6 separate regions of the Mus musculus genome follow, and regions 1, 2, 3, 4 and 5 are each linked to region 6. The links are chromatin loops, found by intact Hi-C in ENCODE. Cell type or tissue: left cerebral cortex. All regions are shown on one strand. Region 1 has its middle 29 kb from the start of Gm15521. Region 2 has its middle 27 kb from the start of Gm26435. Region 3 has its middle 210 kb from the start of Gm15521. Region 4 has its middle 150 kb from the start of Gm26435. Region 5 has its middle 250 kb from the start of Gm15521. Region 6 has its middle 330 kb from the start of Gm15521.

Region 1 (4,000 bases), 300 kb before region 6:
ATCTCTTCTAGAGTTCAGTAGTTTTGACAACCCACAGAAACCATTTCAGCTTGGCTGAGCCTTCAGGTCTTCACCTACTAAAACTAGTTAGCACACTACCCTAATTCCAGAGCATCCATGACAAATAGAAGACTCTGAAACTAAAGTTTCTTTCCCATAATTGGCCCTCAACAAGAAACAATTGCTTTTACATTTTTTTTTAAGTCTCACCATGTCCCTCTGGCTGGCCTGGAACTCACTATCTAGAGCAAGCTGGCTTTGAACTCACAGAAATCTATCTGTCTATGCCTCCAAAGTGCTGGGGCTAAAGGCATGTGCCACCACAGCTGGACAATAATTGCTTATTAACATGGCCACCATTTCAAACAGTTATGATGATGTACTTGGCAAAGGGTTGGTCTGTATTGTAGCCTGTGTAAGATACAAATGAATTATAATAATAACATTAGTGAAGTCACATCACAGGCAGTAATAAGAATTTTTAAATGTGTTGGGGAAACAACCCCTTATCTATTGGGAGACAGCCAAGATAACCAGTTGACAAACAGTGGCTGACAGATGAGCTGCTTGGCTGTTTAACACACTTAATAAAACAGTGTAGCCGCGGGAAATCACTGTCTTGCTGAACAGCTGTATCCCAGGGGTTTCCACAGCAAAGATCCTTTGGTCTCACACTACAATAAACACAAAGATGGATCTGGAGGTGGAGGCCCAAGAGGTGGGAGTACCAGTGAAGGCGGAGGTCTGCACACAGGCTAAACATCCAAAAAGACAAAAGACTCCACATATGGAGAGATGGAGAAGGAAAGAGGCACCTTGTGGGGTGCCTGGCTTACCAGAGAGCTTTCATTTCACTGGTGAGTGTATTGGGTTGAGTTTCAAATAAAGGGGAAGATAAAAGATCAAATCCCACGAACAGTTAGCCCGTGTTTTGAAAACTAATCCAGAGCTCAGGGTGATGCCCACTCTCTAAGCTCTGTGACTACCCATCCTTCAGTGAGGTGGGTGGGGGTCCCTGGTAGCATCCTCTCAAAGGGAAGATTTGTGTCTCCTTCTGAGAGTTTCAGAGATGGAGCTTTTCAGGTAAGCAGGCAGGGAACTTAGGCTTGCCAAGTGGGTTCAACGTGGACCTTATTTTGCACCATTGAATGGAAACAAAAGGCTGTTGCAATTCTAATGCAAGGAGTTCCATTCCTAGGTCATTGTCATGGCTTGGCAGCTTCCTAGAGCCTGGCTTTTCCTCAGGGGCTGTCATGGGCCAAAAGAAACTGAGGTGTAACCCTGTTCCCCTGTTCAAGTTCATCATTTTACAAATGGTGAAGCTGAGACCACGACGGCTGTACACACACACACACACACACACACACACACACACACACACACACACAGCAAACTAATCTTTAAGAATGGGTTTCCTATCTTCAGTGCCACCATCTCCTCTTCTGGTATGAAAATGCCTTGAGAAAACAAGAAACTGCAGTTATTTCTCAAAACATTTTAGTTTGAATTCAGGGGATGCCCAAACACGCCTCTCTGCAATGTACCTTCTTTATTGGTAACTATGGGCATGTATACACACACACACAGAGAGAGAGAGAGAGAGAGAGAGAGAGAGAGAGAGAGAGAGAGAGAGAGAGAGAGAGAGAGAGAGAGAGAGAGAGAGAGAGACCAAATACTCATGGAGGAAGAGATAGAGGAGTGAGAAAGGGAAGGAGGGAGGGAGGAAGGGAGGGACAGTAAGAGGGAGGGAAGGAGGGAAAGAAAGAGGAAAAAGAGAGCATTATTTCCTATGGCCACAAGAGGGCGCCAGTACCCCATGCTAGACCTCCACTAAGCTGTACCTGCTGTGTGTATATTTATTTTCAATGAGGTCAGGAGGACCAAGGTTGTAAAATAACATATTTTCACTTGTTTTCCTTCTTCCATCTCAGACATAGCATTTTTCCAAAGTCAATTATCTTCCCAAGATGCTATTTTCCCCTCCCCTTTTCTCTATGCTTTTTCAACCCATCAGTGTCTGTCACCAACAGACTGGGCACAAGGAAGGGCCCTCAAAGGAACCTCCTTTTCCATAACTGGGGATGTCAAGTCCCCGTTCTGGCGTTTTACTTTTAAAAAGCTGTGTTCATGTAACAGCTCTGCTCTCCTGCCTCCAAGGAAGAACTGAGATGGCAGGGATCCAACAGTGACTATAAGAGCTCCTGGATGCTCACATGGGTTCCACCTAGCAAGAACAAATAGCAATTGCTATATTTCCCTATAGGAAACAAACACAATTGCAGCAGCATTCAGAGCCATTCATAATCAGAGGCTTTGTCCATTTGCACAGATAGGTGGGTGACCAGGATTACTATAAGGAGACAGGAAGAAAGTCACTCACCTTCACAGGCGTGAAGACAGACATGGTGGGGGGGGGGGGATAATTAGCACTTCTCAGAAAATATTTCCCTGAGGTGTACAGAAATGCAAGGGGGTGCTGGGCAGATGGGCCTCCTTTCAGGGAGGCTATGATGAGAGGAGGAGGCTACCACCATCTTATAGCTGAATACCAGACCAAGAATATGCCCCACCCACCCACCCACCCAGGAGCCCTGGGTAGCCCTAGTTCCACAGGTTCTCCAAGTGGCCCAGCACTGCAAAGTCTTTAGTGTTTCCATTCTAGAAATTTCCACTAGGCCCCCTGCATGTACCAAGAGTTCTACAAAACTCACCTGATCAAGGCACTCTCATACAGCCTTCTCTGTCACCTGATGGCCCTTGAGACGCAATTCCCTGCCCTATCCTTGCTGATCAAGTCATTGTAGTCAGAGACAATGATATCAGGCAGCTTGAGTCAGACCTTGACAAGAGTCAGTGACATGATGGGGACTATCAGGGGGACTGTAGGGAGTACCAGCTGCCTGGGCAGCCACGCGTCTGCTGGGGTATCACCCTGCTTTCCAAGTCATGTGGAACTGGGCTCATCTGTGGCTTGGAGTGTGTTTGCTGTGTAAGCTTGGGTATGCTGCAACTGTAGCTGCCTTTAGAGGAGCAGCTTGGCTGCCTGCATCCTGAAGGCATGCGAGTGTCTGTGCTCTGCTGCAAGGCCCCCACATTGCAGTTCCTTCTGTCTTCCTCCCATACTTCTGAGGTGTTCATGGGGAAGAGGAACTCACACCCCTGTGGCAGCTACACTCAGACCTGCCCTCCCTTGCCCCAGTCTGCTTCAGATCCACACGATACATTTAGGAGGAAAGAGAGGGTCAACAGCTGAGCATAGCACAGTAAAGAATCACCAGTGTGCTGGGCTATCCACTGCTATGATGCAGATGACAAGGCTAGCTCAGTACCCTGGAGTTGGGTCAAGAAGATGGATCTCTTTATTCCTGAGCAGACTATCTGCTGCTATCCTAGGGAACCAAACCTTCAACCTTTATGTGACTTTCAAAGGGGCTCCAGCCCCCACCAAGGACATTTCATCCACCCACAAAGCCCTCAGGAGACACATTCCTCTGCCACTTTTGACACAATTTCTTCGATCAACCCTTGGTGCCTGGCAATTCTGTCAATCTCTGGTGACCTGCAGATCTTCTCAAGGCCTCAGCTTCAGATACCGCTGACTCTTGGCTGGTCTTGCAGGGCTCTGAGCCATGGGCTCACTCTGCCAAGTCAAAGATGGTCTCCTCTGGAGGAAAGTCAGGACTCAGCCCGGAGTCAGCATACATCCAATCGCACTCTCTTCAGCCCGTAGTGAACGAGGCCAAGGCCAGCAGGAGCTAAAGACGATTCCCCTGAGTTTGCAGGTAATTTAGATGAAAAGAGACAGGTGTCCCTGGCCCTCCATAAATAAATTGTGCAGCCATGGGGCTGGGAAGGAGAAGCCAGATAGTGCCCAAGGGAGCTGAGGGGTGGAAGCAGCCTTGCGGGCTGATTACACATACATCTGCATGCCCAAGGGGGAGGGGGGGAGGCAACAGTCCTGCCACAGTGGAAAGTTGCTGAGAGGGAAGTTGCTCAAAGG
Region 2 (4,000 bases), 300 kb after region 6:
GTGAGCCTCAGAGTCCTCTCTCTCTCTCTCTCTTTCTCTCTCTCTCTTTTCTTCTTCTTCTTCTTCTTCTTCTTCTTCTTCTTCTTCTTCTTCTTCTTCTTTTTCTTCTTCTTCTTCCTCCCTTTCTCCCTCCCTCCTATCTTCTATCCCTTCACAAATAACAGAGAGAGAGAGAGAGAGAGAGAGAGAGAGAGAGAGGTGGGGGGAGAAAGAAAGAGTGCCAGTCTCTTCACCTGGGGGTATCAGAGGGATTGAATGGCCCATGTTAGCACTGTGGAGCTTACAACTTCTATTGGGAAACTTACAAGAAAAGGTGAGTTCAAGGACCCATGTAAAGGGCTCTGGCAGAGATATTTCCTGAGGCTTTAGTAACACTGGGGAGGGGGTGTTATAGACCTTTCAGGGTCAGGTCAAGTTTAAGCATGGAAAAAAATGTTTGTTTTTTTCAGACAAGAAAAATTTTCTATTCTGTGTGACCTGGTGGCAGCATGGCCCGAGGGGCTGAACATCTGGGTGGGGTAGAAACCACCTCCTGGAGGTGAGGACCCTGGGGAACAGGAGCAGAATGTGTCAGGAAGGGGTGTGGCCAGGTGTCCTGAAGTCTTTGAGGCTTTGACACTGGTGAGGACCATAGCACATGGAACAGGAGGAGTCTGGATCCGTAGAATGTAAGGACTGCCACCACACTTTAGGTGAGAATGGCAGGATTATAAAAAAACAACAGCAGCAGTAGTAAATAAAACATGGTGGGCAGAAAAGTAGGCGGAAGTGAAATTGACCAAATCCAGTACAACTGGGAGAGTGAGATTGTCAGGTTTGGGCCTGAGAAAACATAAAATAACAGAGAGGGCAAGTCTGGAGCTAAGCATCTGGGTCCCATTCTACACACAGTAGGACTGCCACTGTCTAATTTGGGGCTCCATGATGCACACAGTAGGACTGCCACTGTATAATTTGGTAGAGATCTACAGAAAGCAGTTGCATGTATGGGTTTAACCTTGAATACACTAATAGAAAACTAAAATGTTAGACGTTCCTTCCTTCCAGGTACTGCAGCCACACCCTCCTGGTGCCTTTTGCTGCTGGAGAGAGAAGTGACGAGCAGGATGCTAGGATACATAAGTTATCTGGATTTTAAACCTGGCAGAAAGAGTCTAGAGAATATAGAAGAAATTAAAACCTATTCAGAAGAGTTTCTACTTAAATCTCTCCCTTAGCCCTTCAACACCAGGAAGTGGAGAACAAAGAATGCCAAAGTGGAGCTTTTAAATAAATCATAATTAGTAGCACACATGGGCTCAGTGTGGGCAGGCAATTAGACCGCTAATTGTATAAAGTGGAGAAAGGCAAAGTATCACCCCAAAATGGGAGGTTCCCAGCAACGTCAGAGATGCCCTGAAGTAACAAAGGCAACCAATGGGGCACAACTAGACTTCTAATGAATGTGTGTGTGTGTGTGTGTGTGTGTGTGTGTGTGTGTGTGCGCGCGCGGGAGCAATAGCGGCTGGACTCTAACTAGAGGGGAAATGGAGTCTCCTAACAAAGTACCACTCTCTTCATGTGCTGCCCTCCAGCCCAGAGACTCAGGCTTCACAGCTGCCCAAAGCCCCTGGGGGCTGGACATATGCATTGCACGGGTTCCACCTAGTGGTAGACTCTGGGAGTACCTTCACAACGTCTTAGCCTGGAGATACTGGGGTTTCTAACTCAGTGGTACAAAACCTGAGTACCCAGCAGGAAAGTTCTGTGTGTAGAATAGAGGCAATGCTTGCTTCTTCGTGTCCTGAAATACTTGTAATCCTGAATACCCGTTAACAGAGGAATTATAAAAGTAATTGCTGCATGGGTGCTAATTGCTGGGTTGTTTTGTTTCTTCATTCTTCTTTTTTCTTCTTCTTCTGCAATTTAATTAACTTTGTCTGCGGCCTCCTGCCCTTTGTAGGGTTAGCAATTTAATTGCAGTTTCCTTCTTCCTGTTATTCCTTTGCTGTCACGAATGCAAAAAAAAAAAAAAAAAGAAAGAAAGAAAAAAAAAAAAGACTGATGAAAGAAAGGGGTCTTGGTTCTACCAGACAGCTCACTTCATATAGGTATCAGCCTACATGGGGAAAAAATCACTATGGAAAAACCTTAGAAAAAGGAAAAACCTTAGAAAAAACAAGCAGTCGGAAGAGAAGCCTGAGATTATTCCAGAAGCTCTCCACCAAGCCCCCCAAGAAGATGTTTCATTGTTTTCTCCTTCTGACATTTGTTTAAACACACACACACACACACACACACACATACACACACACACCACTAGCCAAAGACACTGAAAGGAAAAAGACTAGACAGAGGCCAAGCAAAAAAGATGACAGGGTTAATGTGGTCAGTGTTTGGGTAGAGGGAAGAAATTGAGGGTGAACTGTTTATTGTATGTGGATGATATTCTGAACTGCTGGGTCTTGGAAAGATGGGAGCTGCTGACAGGTTTGGGGGGCAGCAGCTACTCAGCAATCCCCCAGGCTCAGCAAAGCCTCCCTGTGGGAGAGGATCACAATCTTCCACGCATTGTGATGCTGCCATGCTAACGTGCAAAACAAGTTGTTTGCTGGCCCTGCCCAAGGTGACTCAAGGATAAAGAAGGGAGTGCGTGTAAGTAGACCCTCTCCTGTGACTTGCACTCTGAAATCAGAAGAATAATGCAAAACGGAGAGGCAGAGCAGAGGCAGAGCAGGGCATATCTCTTCGCCTGGCAGGCAGATTGGCTGCCAAGTCTCCCCACTCTGTCTGCCTGACACAGACCACATCCCTCAAGAATAGAACTCTGCTCAAAATTTAAATGCTCTACCCCCTCTGCAGGTGTATGCAGGAAGCGGGGTGTTGGCAACAGTTCTGATGGAGAGCGGTAGCCCGGGTACAAAGAGACAGCGGATACAAAGCTGTTTCGCCCTATGAACAGCTTTATGTGAAATCAGGAATCAAACTACAAGAAAAGCAAGAGAGCTCCAGCAAAAACTTTCCCTGGGCATAAAAACGAGTCGAACTGAGCAAAATCATAAATGCAAACCATCCACATCACCTTTGCCACAGGGGACGAGGCCCCAGAATAGAATTTAATGCCAAATTAAATGTTCCATCTACCTCTCCCAGCAACACAGCTGTAAAACTAGAAAACAAATCAAGGCCACTGCTACTGTTGCTGAAGGATATTGGCTGATGGAGCATAAATAAGTGTATAGTAACCGATAATCTGGGCATGGGAGGCCTTGGGCTTAGGAGGTTTAGAGAGAATAAGCAGGTAGCCCTCACAAGGGGCAGATCTTAGAATCAAGGGTATCGATTACGTTTCTTTTCCTTCTGGCAACTCACTGTCTAAGAAGAGGTTTAGAAGTCCCAAGACTTTAATCAGTTTGATTGGAAGACCATAGAATCTAAACAAAACACCTACATAGTGGTACTGGGAGAAATTTCTAAGGCAGGGACTGCTATCAGATTAGCAATGGTTTCTCCTGCTTGCTTTGACAACTGTTTCCCTGTCACAGACAAGAGGATGTGCACAGTTAACAGTCATCTTGGACTTGAACTTGGATCCTGGTTCCAATCTGGTTCCCATCTTCCCAAATTCTATAGCCTCAGGGCAGGATCTCTAGACAGAACCTAAACCCTGCAGTCCTTTATATCAATGTAGAATTGGGCAGGAGATTCACAAAATTCCTTTCTGCTCTATTATTTGAGGGGGGAACACTTTGAAAAAGATAAAGAACATCCTGATAGGACATGGAAACCAACGAAGCTCATTCTCTGGGTGATGACATCGTCATGCTTTCTGTCCTGAATTCTGTTTTGTTGTTGCCTTGCAAAGGAATCTCTTCTGTGTGTATGTGTGTGTGTGTGTGTGTGTGCGTGTGTGTGTGTGTACTAAACATATATATAAACATACATATTATATATACTAAACATATATACATATATACATATATACATATATACATATATACATATATACATATATACATAT
Region 3 (4,000 bases), 110 kb before region 6:
AGACAGAGACAGAGAGACAGAGAGACAGAGAAACAAAGGGCAAGAGAGATATTCTCCTTCCATCCCTCATAGTCATGCCCTAGAGGAATTATTTAATCCTATAAGCACAGAGACAGGGGGATCAGAAACATATCCACTTCCACATTGGCACATGACAGAGAGACAAGTTCAGATTTAGTAAGTGCCAGGTTTACCTGTGGGATGATGGGTGAATAAACTCATCTTCTCTGCTATTAAGCCATGTCTGGAAGGAATACTGGATAAAACTCTACCCCCGAATTGACAACTAACTCTTAGCCACAGCACAAATCCTCATTGCTTTGGGAATTGATGCCCCTGCCGCACTCTAGCGCATCCTATACATGGACACAGGCTTGGGCTCAGAAGTCTTTTCCTTCTCTGGAGGATGGAGGCAATGTAATTGTTGCATTATCCTACTGACCCCAATGCTCCCAGTTGCCTGGAGTTTTCCCACCTACACAGGCATCTGACAATATTCTCCACAAAATGCCTAATGTGGTACTCAATACAGAAGGTTTTCTTACCATTTCTTCATACTTTCTCTTGGAATTTCATTAAATCTCCCGTCCTTTCCCTTACCTTTTATGCCAGGGTTTCTAGATCAAGAGCATCCTAGACTAGGGTGTTTGTTGAGACAGGGTCTGACTACATAGCCCAAACTATCTTCAAACTCATGACACAGCCTTAGCCTCCTAAGTGTTGGGATAACTAGAGTATTCTACCATGACAGCCTTTCAAGTTTGTTGTTGTTGGCTTTTCTGTGGCATATTTTATGATGTTGGGCATGGAACTTAGGGTCTTAATCCAAGCTGTTGTTCTCCCATTGAGCTGAATTCCTAGCCCCTGTAGATTTAGATCTTTCTTTCTTTACTAATATTTATTTTTATGTGTACTGGGATTCTGCCTGCATGTCTGTGTGAGGGTGCCAGATCCTCTGAAACTGGAGTTACAGACACTTGTAGACTGTCATATAGATGCTGGGAATTGAACTCTGGTCCTCTGAAAGAGCAGTCGGTGCTCCTAACCATGAAGCCCTCTCTTCAGCCCTTGATCTTTCTTATTATAATGTATGTGAGTGTTTTGCCTACACATGTTTCTGTGCACTATGTACATGCCTGGTGTCCTCAGACCCCAGAAGAGGGAGTCAGACCCCAGGAACTGGAGTTAGAGACAGTTGTGAGTTGTCATATATGTGTTGAGAATTGTGTTGGGTCTCCAGAAACAGCACCAGATACATGTAATCAGTGCATCATCTGTCTAGCACTAGATTAAGATCTTAATGAAACCAAGTAAGAAGTATTTTGCTGTTGGACTATGGAGACAGATATCTTGGTGGCTGTAGATTGATCCCTGGTTGGAGGTTGGGGAGTGGAGGAGGAAACACCTCAATTCCCAGTGGAAAGTTAGAAGGATGAAAGCAAGACATAGGCATGGAGCAAGGATTTGCTACAGGCTCTATGCCCACTGATTTAGATTTTATTATTCAGTCCTTCCCAGTATCAGCACTCCCACATTTTCTAAGTGTGTGATATTCTGTGTTTAAGGAAAGGAGGTCCTGGGGCATTTTCCCTTCAGACCTATGTCTATCTCATTTCCTATCATCCAGCACACTCCTAGTTCGTTTTCATAATAGTACTTTTCATTTCCTAGTATGTGGACTACTGGATGTAACAGCATGTAATGAATGCTTACACAATGAATAGGAGTGAATGAATGAATATCACACAATGCCTTTCTGACTTGAGGCTCAAGCTGGAAGACAAACATGGAGAGCATCAACCAAGTCACTGAAGTGTCTGGCACTGCTCCTGCGGAAGGAGTGCTATCCAAGTCTGGAAGAAAGTTTCAAGCATCCCCCTACATCTCTTGGAATGGCCATTTGTGATACCTTAGAGATGGCCCAGTTTATCATCAGCACCACCTCCTCATTGGTGCTCCTCTCCTCACCCCCATCTGCTTCCTTTCCTGAAAACTAACTATATTCCAGGCAGAGCTGTATCCTCCATTCAAAAGCTCCATCCCTCCAGATCCTCACCAGGTAATAGACAAGATCATTTTCCTTCTTCATATTTACATTTAAAAAGTGAAATCGACTTGTAAGTATATGGCAGCTTTACCCCTCTTACTCGTATCCTGATACCCTCACCTTTAAATTGAGAAACCTTCCTCTAGACTCCCTTTCCTTCCAATATAAAATTTACCAATAAGAGCAATTCAGTAAATAGATTTCTGGCACAAAGCGATTGTTATTTGTATAGATGCTGGGACACTTAACATAATGCAGGCAGAAAATTAGCCTGTAATCATTGCTTTCTTCTGGGTCTGCTTTAGATGTATCTAAGCCCAAGAGACTCCCCCAGTGAGTGTGCCCCTGGGACTCGGTCCCTCCTCCTGCTCATTACCTGGGGTTTTGTTGTCTCTGGCTAGGAAAATTAGGACAGCACGGCTATTGAGATGCTTCTGTTCAGCCAGTGGGATGTTCACTCAGAAGAATGATTGCCACTGCATCTGATTTTAGATGCTTTAATGGCATGAATTATCATTCGGGCTCTTGCAGGAAATGCCAAAGCTGGCGGCACTAAGAGAGCTCCCGTTCTACCCCTTGCTGTTCCTTAATTGCCAAAGGTAGAGGATGGGTTCTACTTCCCCCCCCACCGCCCTTTTCTTGGGTCCACAAAGAAGTCCAGAGAAATGAAGGAACCTTGCAGCCACCTAGGCCACTCTGCAGGATGAAGGGCAGTAAGAAGAGAGCTGGTTCCTTGGCAGGTTTGCTCATCTATTCCCAGAAAGGACTCATGAAAATGAATCTTTTGCAGGGAGCCCGAAGAAGAGCCCCATAGCTCCAGTTGAATTCTCATTACTACTTAAGAACTCACTGTCTGCTCCTAACAACTCTCCTTTTGTCTGTCTTCCCTTTGATAAACAAATAAAGCAATCTGAAATGTCTGTTGTGCACTGAGTTGATGGTGTTGTGTGACCATGAACAAGTTAGTGGTCTATGGCTTTGGGACTCCCTTTGCAGGTTTGTAAGTGGGGTGTTGCTCCAGCTCCAGAGTCTATGGCAGGGTTAAATGAGAATGTGAACGAGGCTCCTGGGCAACCAGAAAAGCTCCTGTATGCTCATCTCAGGAGAGGAAGCATAAAGTGCCTTGAACTTAGTAATTCCCAGCCCATCCCCCACCACTCTCTTCTAGGCTCTAAGAAGACCTTTCATGCAAATTCAGAGAGCCTCACTTGAGTCCAAGTTGGTAGGGTCTTCTGTGCAAAGAAGCAAAAACAATCAGGCAGAATCGAAGCTACAGCAAGTTTTATATGGATCACTAGGAAGATGACATGATTGGAATGCTGGCTACCAAACAGACTTCTTCAACTTCGATTCCCCTCCTTCACTTCTCCCTGCTTACCTCTATGTTCCTCTCTCACACAAGAAGGCTGCCTGAACCTTTTGCTCACCAAGCCCCACATTAACCTCTCTACCCTAGACTGAATTTGATTCTTCTTTCCGCATCTCCTTCCCTGCCTTCCTTCTTTTGGACGTGGACTCTCTCTAAATAGCTCATGCTGGCCTCGAACTCTGATCCTCTTCCTTTCACCACCCCAGTGTTGAAATTATATTTCCCTGCACAAACACCCACTGCTTGGTCCTCACTCGCTTTTTCTGCTCTATTCTTCTCCCCCACAGAATCTGTATCTCCCTCTCCCAGGTCTGTCTTCCTCTAGCCACTGTCCCCAATTTGCATGACAAAAGCTGATCACAGAAGATTAGCTTATGGCAAAGGTAGGATTTTCTCAAAGAGGTTAAAGGGAATAAGGGGAAACAGAAAAGGAAAGGCAAAAATAGCCTCCTCTTAGTCAATCAGGGAAGGGCAGAGGACAGTCAAAATTCACACGCTAAGGATTCTGCTGCTGCATCAAATATGACTGAGGACATGTGGCAGAGAGGCTGAAGCCTTTTCTAGCTCACCCAGGGAGTGTCGCA
Region 4 (4,000 bases), 180 kb after region 6:
TTGCAATGGTACCACAAGAGCACTTGGGTGGCTTCCAACTTGGGACACAGGCTGCCTCTCCAGGGGAGCCTCCTAACTGCTTGGATCTGACCTGCTTTGTCCTGGCCATCCGGGGACCCTCCTGACTGTTAAAATGCAGCTTATGTTCCTCTGAAGGATGGCGAAGCACTTCCCTCATGAAAACACTTGTGATCACCAGAGGGATGAGATGCAAAAAGCATGTTTGTAGACTGCAAAGCACTGGATGTGTATGGTATAATTACTACTTCAGGGCTCTAAATCTTTCCTCCTTATATTTAGAATGAAAAAGCTTAAGGAAATCTGTGAATGGCGCGACTGAGGGGCCATTCTGTACTCCTTCCTTCCATCTTTCCTTTTTTTAAAACTGTTATTTGTTGTGGAAGGGACAATCCATGCGCAATCCACCTCCTTAGCAGACTGTCAAGGTGGAAACACGCTATCATGATCTGAAGGCACTGCGAGCCAAGACAGACCTCTGGTTCTTATTCATCGTGGATACCTGACGTCATCCACCTCTTCCTCCACCTTGGAAATCACCATTCTGCTCTTTGTTCTCCATGTGTATGAGGCTTTCACACACCCCATTTACCTGGAGACGTAACCATCCAGTGAGCAAACCCAGTTCTGGGCATTTCTCCTAAAAGAGTTGAAGTAAGGACCGCCTGGGTACAAGCAATGTTATCCTAAATATCCAAGACACTGAGCATTGTAAATATCAACGGTTGGGTGAGTGGCTAGAGAAACTGAAGCACCTGCACACAATGGAATATTTCAGTCTTAAGAAGGAGATGGGGCTCTCCATGACAACAGAGATGAAGCTTAGGCTAAGCGCAGGAGGACATGGGCGTGGGGTCAGGACGTGGTCTTTTAGTCAATACTATGTCAGAAGCTGTCAAGCTGACTCCACAGTCAAATGTCACTGAAGTCACATCCCAGCTTTACTACTTTGTTACCTGGCAACCTCTCCTGCGGGAGGTCTAGTCTTCATAATTCATAAAATGAGGAAGCCACGCCCACCCGTAAAGCTGCACAGACATTATGCCAGATAGATAACCTATGAGTAAACCTAGGCTAAGCGGCATCACGTTGATGCCCTGATCACCATTGTGTCTCCGAAGATCAGACCAGCCAGCTGGAGAGCTCTGGTGGAACTGAAGAGGGAGCCAAGCCTTGGTCAGGCTAGCCGCCAAGGCCTGAGATTTCCACTCACTGGAGGCCCTGCCCAGGCAGCTCTCCTTGGCACCACCAGCTTGCAGTTGGTCCTGGCTTTCCAGTGAGCCAGGGGAGCAGTCTCTGGTCTCGGCTGTCTATGGATCACATGATGCTGCTGCTAGTGTCAGGCTGCTCAATTAGCAGCAAATCAAGATGTTCAGATGGAGCCGGGAAGTATCAGCAAGCCAGGCCCGCACCTCGCTATAGAGGACGGCAGATTGCTCCTGTGCTGGCTACAAACTTCCTGTTAGCCTCTCAGGCCTCTTTGTGGTGCGCCAGCCTCCTCTCTGGATCACAGTCCTTCCCCTTTGGCTCTGGTCCTGCGCGCTGTCAGCACCTGGCCCTAAGAGCAGCAGGGCTCAGCTTTGCCTGCCAACAGGAACCCTCTCATTAGTTGAGGCCCCCTGCTGGCTGGTGGAGGCAGCGCAGGGAGGGAGCCTGGGTTCTCTGGCTTAGGCTGAGTTGTCCCACCCCCTCCACTAACCTGCCAGCATCTGGCACCTGAACGTGGGTGAACAAAGCTACTTTGACAGCTTCTCGCGGCCCCAGCATCAGTAGGTAATAGTCTTAGACATGATCTTAGGTCAGAGTCTTACTCTGGTTAGGAATCTGTCAGAGAATGTACCAGAGGTGACCCTGGGGAGGATCAAGCATATCTCCATATCTACCCAACAAACAGATAACCCCGAAACCATATAATGTGATAAGCATCTCACTTCGAGAGCACAGAACAGCAACCTCCCGACTGTTTCTTGCACAGCCTATGAGCATTCACAGTCTCCATACAATTGCTAAGAGTCTTGTGGGAAAAGAATATTGAGAAGGAGATCAGCACAAGAGGAATTACTTGACTTAGCCCAGTAATGCCCAATCTATGACAGACTCAGGGGTCCTGTGTCAAGTACACTGGAGGAAGGAGCCCACCCAGCCCCTAGAAGCAGAGGGAGGGGCAGAGAGCAAGGTTCACACACAACAAGGAGCAGATGGACAGGGCTGAGCTGTGCACAGCTCAGAGACAGAGCACATCATCTGGAGTTCCTAGGTTCAATCTCCAATAACTCCACGAACAAACATGTAGATATGACTGATTGTTACCTAACTTGCAGGGTAAGGGACCTCTGGGGGTGGGGGATGGGAGGGGGTGAGCATCCCCAGGCAGATAACTCATCTCAGTCAGAGTTTGAAGAAAACAGGTTTAAAACAAACTGGTATTGCCTTCCACCAGCTATGTACTTCAGAAATCCTGACATCTTAGTGTAGAACTCAGGAAGCACAAATGAGAAAGTGAAAAAAAAATACACAGCTACCTGTGACTGGGCAAACCACAACGATACACAAAGCCTTTCTCCCTTCCTCAGATCTCTATCTTTATCTTTTCAGAGAAACCTCACAGCACTCAGAAAGATCCAGTGTCCAGCATCCAGCATCCAGCATCCAGCATCCAGCATCCAGCATCCAGCATCCAGCATCCAGCATCCACCTTGGAGATGAAAGTCTCCTTGCTCCTATGTATCTGATGCCAGAGCAAAGGAAACTCTGTTAGTTCTTTGATCTCTGAAGAGGTTGCTTCCATGGTAAAGCCCTACAGGGATCAGCTACCTAAACTTCTCCATGAAATTCTGCTGTCTCTTCTCTCACTCCCTTTCAGCATCCATCATAGAGCTTGCTGGAGCACGTACCTCCTTGAAGTTCTAACAGAGAGCCATGAAGAACCCTCAAAGGGAAGTTCAGATTCCCATTCGGGCTAGGAGGTGCTGACCTGCCTCGATGGCTCTATCATAACACACCTGGAAAATGGCGCAGTGAAGTGAATCTCTTCTTTACTTTGAGCAAGATCATATTGAGATGCTAGCCAGCCTTGTTTAGGGGCTGTAGATGAGCCACATCTCCATTTCTCCATTGTGGGGGGTGCCTGGCAGTGTCAAGATTCTAACTGTATTATCTTTAAAAAAAAATGAGATGAACTCTACCTTTGACAGCACTAATAGGAATGGGTGTAGTAAAGACTTCTTTAGACTTTCTTTGTCTAAGGATGGGACAATCCAGTAATTTTTTTTAAATGGGGAGTGGCTAGACCCTCAAAATTCTGATAACTATTTGAAAATTCTTACCAGAAAAAAAAAAGCTATGCATAGATACAAGAAAATTTTACAATAGCTGATCATTTCTTGTCCCTCAAAGGCAGATGTCTTAAAGCGTCCCCAAGACAGGGCTGAACACTGAAGAAAAGAGTCATCTGGCCTGGCTTGGCCTGGGCGTTATGCTTGTGGTCAGCTCCAGGCTCTTCAATAGCTCTGTGGCTCCCTGTCATCCTGAGGGCACCTGGAAGCATCAGCCCAGGACCTGGAAGCCTAGGCCAAGACTGTATAGTCAGATGTTTCAGGTGAGGAAAGGTACTAAGGAGAGCATCGCTCTACAGCCAACAGGACTTCCTGCCTTCCTCACTCCCCCTCTGGCTACTGGATTTTCTCCAAAGGCAGCAGCAGGCACCAATGGCTAATTGCTCCAAAATAGCTAGTCTCCATTTCAGGGTGCTGCTTGCGTTTGCTTTAGTAGTTGGCAAATGAATCCTCCTAGGGATTATAATAACCCCATCCTGGCTGTGTTCCCTGGAATCTTGGCCTCTTTCCCTGGCACTTGTCCCAAAAGGGTTGGAAATCTCTGAGTATTTATCCCCTTGAAGATTCCCCGTGCTGGCCTGGCTCCTGGCCATTCTGCACACAGAAGGCCAGCTTCCTCTCTTCCTCCATAGATCAGACCCTGGACT
Region 5 (4,000 bases), 79 kb before region 6:
GTGCCCTTGGAATCAAAAAAATAGTTTAGATCCTCAGGAGCTGAAGTTGCAGGCAATTGTGAAACCCTCGATGTGGATATTAGGAACTGAAATCAGGTCCTTTGCCAAATCTGAAAGTGCTTCTAACTTCTGAGTTCTCTCTCCACCTCCCACCCCCATCCCACCCCCAGTGATTTTAAGTTACAACTTCTATTTAAAACCAGTAGACCCAGGGTCCATTTGTTGTCAAGGCTGACTTTAAAACTTGAAATATCCCTTCCCTCCTAACAAGGGGCATAGTCAACAGCACAGCTCATGCCAATATCGGAGGCACTAGTCAGTGTGAATACACCAAGGGAGGCTGCCTGGAAGTAATGCCCAAACTTGGGCCACCTAGAACTGGCACCATTAAAATAAATTAGTCAAATAAAAAGGGGAGGGGCTGCTCTGGAGAACAGGCCCAGAATGAAGTGAAGGGCAGTTGGGCATTGTCAAATGCAGCTGTGCTGCTCAGATGAGCTCTGTCCAGGAGGCACATGAGTGGACCCAAGAGCCAAGTGAGGAGAATTCCTATACCCAGCATGGCCTACTCTGTGGGTTCTTCTTTCTTTCGCCCTTCTCCACCCCTTTTCTTCCACCCTTTCAATCCCCTAACACTAGCTGAGGATAAAAAAAGGATAGAAGGGGAAGGGGACAATGATGTTATCTTTCGACTACATCCTGATGATAGGGGCATCAAGTTCCTTGGGGCAAGTTTAATCTTCACCATCAGGATATCTAATTTCTTTTTTCTTCTTCTTCACACGTGATCACTTAACAAACATTAACCAACAGTAACCAACCAAAAACAACACAACAACCCGCCCTACCTCTTGGGGACCTAGCAGTTTTATACCCTCTGAAAAGTCCCCAGAATTTCAAACATCACACAACTGCAGAAACTATCTACATCTGGCACAATTACACCCCTTCTAGAGCATGAGGTGAATCATAGCTGCTGTGGACAGTCTGAAGCAGCCTCATATCCCACACAAGGAAGAAAATGAAAACACATTCCCATAATATCTCTGTGTTTTTCAAAGAAACACAATTCTCACTACAAATCCCTCAACTCTAGGCCTGCTAGTGAACCTTGTTTTTCTTCCTCATTACTTGGATGGATAAACGGAAAGCAAGCTGGGGAGAAGCATTTATATGCACAGGGAGAATATACTAGCATATATGGTAGCTGAGAACCTGAGGAACTGTTCCAGGAGACCATGTAAATGATGCAGCTTGAAAGACATAATGAGGTACTCTCCCTAGGTACAGGCAGGAAAGGGAGAAAGGAAGTTGTAATACAGTTTGAGACCGACAGCAACAGTTCCTTTGGGTCCTTAACTTGGCTAAAGCTTGCCTGGAAACCTCAGATGCCAGGTCTTCAAATGCAGTCCTTGTTAGGGATAGGATAGGGGATGGAGAGTGGAGGCAGGAGGCAGAAGAGTCCTTTAAGGCTCACTCAGACTAACTGAACACCAAGGCGAACTATCAGTGGTTTAGTTGTCATGACGAGCTTTTCCACATGCAGAGTACACAAATAACACAAGGCAGGCTTCGAAGGACATTGAGGTCCCTTGTGGGGAAGACATGATCAGCCAGCACACCTGCAGCTGCCAAGCTTCTTCAGGACACACACACACACACGCACACACACACACACGCACACACACACAGAGAGAGAGAGAGAGAGTGAGAGAGACAGAGACAGACAGAGACACAGAGAGAGAGACAGAGAGAGAGTTAATTAGAAGAGAGGGTTTGATGGGAAAGATGACAGAGATGTTGATCTGCATGATACAGGATCCCACCATTTGGCTCTGCAGCCCGCATGCCCTTAAAACCCTGGCCCCTATGGCCCCCTTGCAGGTGAGACAAACAGGGGCTACCACTGGGCCTACCTCTGCTGTCTGCTTGCCATGTGTCTTCAGGTAAGTCCCTCATCACTTTGGATCTCAGCCCCGTGATTTTTTAGAATGAGGAAGCTGGACTGTGGTTACCCTAGGGCCATTTCCCTGACTATAAATTCAGAATCTAAGTCCTGTCTCCTTATCCCTGCCGAATCCCATACAAGTGAGGAGGCATCACACCTGGCTGCCCTCAGGTCTTTCTGACCTGTGCTCTCAGCCACCAGTGGCTTGCTGGCTGGCCTTTCACTGTAGCTAATCTCATGCATGAGTTATTGCACGGCAGCTCCATTACCAGCAACAGCGACCGTGCTGATGAGAAAAAAATAAATGTAAGCACCTAATCTGACTGTGCCAATTTATAGCTCAGGGTCCCTAGAGTAAGTCTCTCCCCAGCCACTCCCTCAGTGCCCACAGTCCTTTGTTTTCTGGATGCTTCTTGCTTACTATAGTATGCAATTCTTCCACTGTGAAACAGGCCCTCACTACTGCCCCCTGGCATCTTTGCTGTGGGGGAAACAAAGCCTCTACCCAAGGCAGAAAGAAAGGGCATTTTAAAGAGGTCTATGTGTGACTACCTAACAGACTGGAATCCATAGCTCCAGTATTGCAACTTCCTGCCAACAAGATGGAAGATCATTAGCATTTAGTGGTGTTGTCTTGTGTGTTCTGGGTCATCAAACATCCCTAGCCTGTTAGCAGAAAGCCTTCACTCTGTGTCAAGTCTGAAGTCCAAGGTTCCTTTATTGTTACATCCAGAAGAACAACATCAGGACAAGGTAGCTGTTTCTGGCTTACAGTAACCCTTCTTCTTCCATATGTCCTGTACCCATGGACTGGGGTCTAGATAGGGAGAAAGGTGTCAGAAGAGTAGCAATCCCACTTTTCCCTTATGAATGAGAGTTCTTTTCACAGCACAGTAAATCCTTCTGGCTCCCCAAAGAAGGAAAGCATCTGCTGCCTTTCTGAGCTCTCAGATGCTAACAGCCTTTCCTGGGAATGTGACACAACGTGGCCCTGTGAAGGGCTTCATCTTGTGCCTGGAGATCTAGTCACGAAACATGGCTTCCCCTTGCCATCCTTCTTCAGATCTGACTGTAGCTGGTAGCAGGCTGACTAAGGATGGGCCATTGGACAGTATTGCTACTGATGGTGAAGATAGATCAGAATGAAGACATGGACACGAGTCACAAGAGAAATTGATGCAACAGTAAATTGTCTCTGACTACAGATGGGACAAGACAAGAGCAAGGGCAGCCCATGTCTGGGGAGGGTACAGAGAAAAGGTACCTTTCACCTCCCCAGAGCAGAGAAGTCTCTTTATCACCAACATCTGGGGCTCGGTAGGACTGTCATACCCTCCTGTCCCAGTCCTCAAGTACTATATAGACAGTGTAGGCGCTCCTTGAGGCAGGGGCTCACCATGGACAGAGTTGGGTAGGTCTCCATGCAAGTGAGAATCGGGACTGTTATGCTACCTGGGTTCCATCTTATCTGCATTCACCAGAAATAAGTGCAGAACTCAGCTGTGTAAGACACAGAAGTACAAGGACAATAATTGGAACAAAGCTTCGGAAGTAGGACAGGCCTGTGGAGCGCCTGCCAGGACCACTTCCTATCCTAGGTGCATGGTTGGAAGGCTGAGCATTTGAGGCCTCTGCTCCAGAGGCCCAAACGGAGATGAGCAATCTCATAATGAAACATCTGTCTCTCCTCTCTTCTCTTTCCCCCAACTCATCCAATTACCACATCTAACATTATCCATCATCTCGTCTTTGTGGCAGCCAGAATCGAAAGAGCAGACGGGGGAAATTAATAATAATTGTGGTGTCACGGTGCGGGATGCAATCAGAATTCAGCATGGAAGCAAATACAAATACAAACAAACTATATTTATTCTTCTGAAAGATAGCTCAATCCCCCCACCCCCCACCCCCGCCTTCCCCAAAGAGCTGCTGATGGTGGAGCTCAGCAAAGAGATGAATCAGCGCTAATGTGGGGATTAGGAATTGATTCTGCAGCCCCAGCCCGCTCCTGCTCTGCCACAGAGAGGACTCTAATTGAAATTAGAGCCGGGA
Region 6 (4,000 bases):
ATAACCTAGTCAGTCCATGAGATAACCTAGTCAGTCCATGAGATACCCTAGTCAGTCCATGAGATAACCTAGTCAGTCCATGAGATACCCTAGTCAGTCCATGAGATAACCTAGTCAGTCCATGAGATACCCTAGTCAGTCCATGAGATACCCTAGTCAGTCCATGAGATAACCTAGTCAGTCCATGAGATACCCTAGTCAGTCCATGAGATACCCTAGTCAGTCCATGAGATACCCTAGTCAGTCCATGAGATACCCTAGTCAGTCCATGAGATAACCTAGTCAGTCCATGAGATACCCTAGTCAGTCCATGAGATACCCTAGTCAGTCCATGAGATAACCTAGTCAGTCCATGAGATACCCTAGTCAGTCCATGAGATAACCTAGTTTGTCTGGCCCATCTATGACACTCAGCCAGAGACAATATTAGTCATTGTCCCCTAATTCTGCAGATATGTATGTATGGGCAAAGAGATCCCAGTGAATTACTAGAAAGAAATCTGAATTGGCATTTCCCTCCTTTTCCAGGAGCCTAGAAAGTTTTGCTGTTGTTGTTGTTGTTGTTGTTGTTGTTGTTGTTGTTATTGCTGTTTTTTTTTTTCCCCTAAGACAGTGTTTCTCTGTGTAGCCCTGGCTGTCCTGGAACTCTCTGTATAGACCAGGCAGGCCTCGAACTCACAGAGAGCCGCCTGTCTCTGCCTCCCTAGTGCTAAGATTAAAGACTTGGATGACCATGCCCAATTCAGATAGGTACTTTATAGTGACTTTCTTGGACCACTTAAAAGGAACCTGTGCTGAAGGGGAAACTTTCCCCAAAAGAAGAGAAGCCAGGGCACTAGTCATTAGCATCATGACTAACAAAAGGGATTCTTATATTTCTAGTTTACTTTAAGGGAAAAATAGTCAGTAGCAGAACCAGGTTGCACCTGCTAACTCTGAAACTGTAAGCTGCAGTTCCAAGAGTGTCTTTCGTTCATCTTCAAGGCCTGTTGCTCCTGCCTGGTGCTGCTTGGCTGCCTGACATTGCTGAGCTCAGAGGATCAGCACTTTGTGTAGTGCAGTCTCTAGCAGGAAGAGTGGATGGAAACTGTCTCGATAGCATTCTACACCTTAGATCATGATGAACCCCATGTAGGCAGCTCCAAGCATTGCAGCCATGATCCTTTTTGAGGGGTTCTTCTCTTGTCCATACCCTTCTGGTCATGTTTCCAAGTATGCACAATTCCCTCAGCAGGCCTTAGGCCTCATCACCTGGAATTGATTATTACATGTTGCCCATGAGGACTATTTGGTCTCATCCACCTTATTCCCATCTCAGAACTACCCAGCTTGGATGCTGAGGCAAGCCACAAGCTTACTGTGAGTGCACACAAGGGAGTTAGGTGATCTGCATGGTGCCCGTGACCCCAGCTGCAAGCTAAGGACAGTGGGAAGTGAGTCTCGCTTCTCCCATCAATTCTGAATTTCCAACAAGGAGGTGCCTTGATGTGGGATCTGAGAGGAGGAGAATTGGGAGGGTTGGGAAAGAAAATAACCTCACGAATGGAAAGGTGTTGGATGGAGCCACGATCTCCGAAAAGAGGGATGCTTGGTTTCTAGAAAGAGAAAATCTGCAGTGCACCCAGCCATTGGCTTTCAGAACCTCTGCTGGCAGAAGGTGGGCAGTGTGCTGGGAAGGAAAGTGCCCAACCCTGCTCCCTCACTCCAGTCTCCAGAAAGAGCCTCCTCTAGTTAACCTACCCTGGTGCTTCTCAGGGCAGACCCCAGGGAGCTAATCAATGCCTCCCCTGCCTCCCAGACCTGTCACAGGAATCATTTTGAATCCCCTAACCGCCCCCCCTCCCTAAACTGCATCTCTGTTGCTACTGGGTTGGGGGGAAGGAAATGGATCAGGGAGGGTGTCCCTAACCTGCCACTAGAGCCATACACCTTTCCAAGAGGCAAGAAACCCAGAAGTAGCAGCCGTGGGAAGAGTCAGCTTAAAACAAAAACAGAGGAGGAGAAAAAATTGCCTTGGAATGTGCGCTGCATTCTAACTAGTCCCGCTGGGTCAATGCAATAGGGGTGGATTATTGCAGGCAAGACCTGGGCTGCCTCAGTAATTCTGTAAGTTTGATAAGAGATAGCTGGCAGCCTCTGCTTCCTTCCCTGAAAGTAAAACAGACATCACCTTTGCCATGTCCCACTGGCATGTGGTATGGGGTCTCTAGGGGTCACACTGTCTTAAAATTGAGCAGCCTTGGAAGCCTATTTAGAAGTCCCTGGTTGCAGCCAGCACAAATAAAGCTATCATTCTCCTTGGGAAATTCAAAATTTAGTAGAAGGGGACCAGATCTGAGATATGCCTCTCCTCGTCCCTCCTCCGCCCCCAGGATGTGAGCAAGACTATAAAAATCATACTTCACCTGGGGAAATTGGTTTCTTTCTACTTCTCTATTTGGGGCTATTTGAAGTACAAGCAAATATTATGCTTCTCTGCATTTATTTCTAATGAAAAGTTATGCTAATTTATATGTAAATTCTGTTTGGCCCTGGGGCTCCTGGGGTATAGCCAATGGGGCTGCTGATGGTGGGATTTGGCAGTTGTCTCCAGGTTGATGTTAGAAGCAGAAGAGAGGCTCTCAAGACAGGTGACAGTTATCGAAGACATGGGTCTCCCTCCCCTATTCTCTGACACCTTACCCCATGCCTTGACGAGTTAGTTTTCATTTCTGCTGTCAGAAGGCAAGGACATATTTCCCTGGGGGCGGGGGGGGGGGGCACTGGCCTTGAACTCAGTTTCCCTACTGCCAGTATTAGGGCTGTAGACTCAGTTTGTGTAATGCAAGGTGCCAGGAATAAGCAGAGTACACTCATATATATACACACACACATACACACATACATAGACACTGATCCTGCTCCATATTACGTAAGAGGAGTCAAGAGAAGATGACTCTAGTCTCCTTGTACCTCTACATCCCAATGCCCAAGGCACAAGATGGAAAGCTCAAAGGTTGAGCCCCTGAGGTTCAGCGTGACAGTTTCATGGGTATTCCTGCATGATCCTCCACCCTGGACCTCCATATCATGGGCTAATTCTGCCCTTCTCCCTTCTTTTCCTTGCTAAGCCACAGCCAAGATGCACACCATTTGCATCTGATTCTTCTTCCAGCCTGGTCCCTCTGACCACCTCATAGAGATCTGTAGAGGACAGGGCCCATCACTCAGAAGGGGTCAGAGCTTAGGATTCTCAGCAAGATCATAAGAACTCTGTACTGTACTGGGAGCGGAGGAGGCAGCCCTGGGACTGTCATCTCTTCTCACTCTGCCAGACAGAACTTTCCTCTGGGAATGCAACTGCATTGGATGGAGAGCCTTGCCTCCCCTCCTCCCTGCCTCAGGCTCCAAGCCCCTTGGAGAACCTTGCAGGACCAAGCCTGTCAAAGTTTCTCAGCTTGTCTCAGTCTCTGAGTTTCAACATCTTTAATAGTGAAGGGGTAACCTAGATCCCCCAACGATGGAGGGAAGGTAAGCTGCCTAGCTGCTAATTCCGTGGCTAGGATGAAGTCACAATGGGAGGACTGACACAGGGTTAGGGACCACATAGTGCAGTAAATGGACTCAAGGTGGAAGCAGATTCCCAAATGCACCTGAAATGAGCAGAGCGAACACTGTAGAGACCTGGTCAGAGAGCAAGCCAGCCTCAGCAACTGCAGCCTGGCTTAGCTGCTGCCGCTGCCAATAAGTAGACCGAAAATTAGCATTCGCCTCTTAGTGCCTCTGTCCTTTCAACTTAGAAAGGCTTTCCTGAATTCCGGAGCCCACCGCAGCCCGCCGCCACTGCTTACACAGCCCTTTATCTGCTCGAAACGCCCACCCCGTCCCAGCCCCGCCACAAACACACCCCCAAACAGATTCAAAACTAACAGTTTTTCAGGCTCCCGAGAAAGGATTTATTCTCCAAAGCCAGACCGCTGGCCAGCACCTTCCAGGAGGAACCCGATTATTTCCATCCTGC

The links. A loop is a pair of places that touch in the nucleus more often than their neighbours do. Peaks named below come from ENCODE experiments on the same cell type or tissue, not always from the same donor. Only the 100,000 strongest peaks of a DNase experiment are listed, where the experiment ranks them.
Region 1: a loop joins it to region 6, with 3 times the contacts of the local background. A loop is called at or near these places in 6 of 42 quality-filtered maps.
Region 2: it touches region 6 in a loop (2.5-fold over the local background); 2 of 42 quality-filtered maps call a loop at or near these places.
Region 3: it touches region 6 in a loop (2.0-fold over the local background); 2 of 42 quality-filtered maps call a loop at or near these places.
Region 4: it touches region 6 in a loop (2.9-fold over the local background); 3 of 42 quality-filtered maps call a loop at or near these places.
Region 5: a loop joins it to region 6, with 2.3 times the contacts of the local background. A loop is called at or near these places in 3 of 42 quality-filtered maps.

What each region holds. Positions count from the first base shown.
Region 1 is chr9:29,659,849-29,663,848 of GRCm38, forward strand. It overlaps a transcript of Ntm not described here. Among named protein-coding and RNA genes, the nearest start is that of Gm15521, 29 kb to the left of the region's middle. In left cerebral cortex, a CTCF peak has its summit at 1,803 (motif pointing right); DNase peaks (open chromatin) are centred at 1,807 and 2,107; H3K27ac peaks cover 410 bases.
Region 2 is chr9:30,263,355-30,267,354 of GRCm38, forward strand. No RefSeq gene overlaps it. Among named protein-coding and RNA genes, the nearest start is that of Gm26435, 27 kb to the right of the region's middle. In left cerebral cortex, a CTCF peak has its summit at 1,652 (motif pointing left); DNase peaks (open chromatin) are centred at 1,637 and 2,782.
Region 3 is chr9:29,845,168-29,849,167 of GRCm38, forward strand. It overlaps a transcript of Ntm not described here. Among named protein-coding and RNA genes, the nearest start is that of Gm15521, 210 kb to the left of the region's middle. In left cerebral cortex, no CTCF peak of the experiment used is centred here; a DNase peak (open chromatin) is centred at 1,891.
Region 4 is chr9:30,136,501-30,140,500 of GRCm38, forward strand. No RefSeq gene overlaps it. Among named protein-coding and RNA genes, the nearest start is that of Gm26435, 150 kb to the right of the region's middle. In left cerebral cortex, a CTCF peak has its summit at 1,645 (motif pointing left); DNase peaks (open chromatin) are centred at 1,290, 1,580 and 3,819; H3K27ac peaks cover 614 bases.
Region 5 is chr9:29,879,655-29,883,654 of GRCm38, forward strand. It overlaps a transcript of Ntm not described here. Among named protein-coding and RNA genes, the nearest start is that of Gm15521, 250 kb to the left of the region's middle. In left cerebral cortex, a CTCF peak has its summit at 2,425; a DNase peak (open chromatin) is centred at 2,972.
Region 6 is chr9:29,958,392-29,962,391 of GRCm38, forward strand. It overlaps a transcript of Ntm not described here. Among named protein-coding and RNA genes, the nearest start is that of Gm15521, 330 kb to the left of the region's middle. In left cerebral cortex, a CTCF peak has its summit at 1,677; DNase peaks (open chromatin) are centred at 1,621, 2,163, 2,491, 2,928 and 2 more places; H3K4me3 peaks cover 2,653 bases; H3K27ac peaks cover 2,995 bases.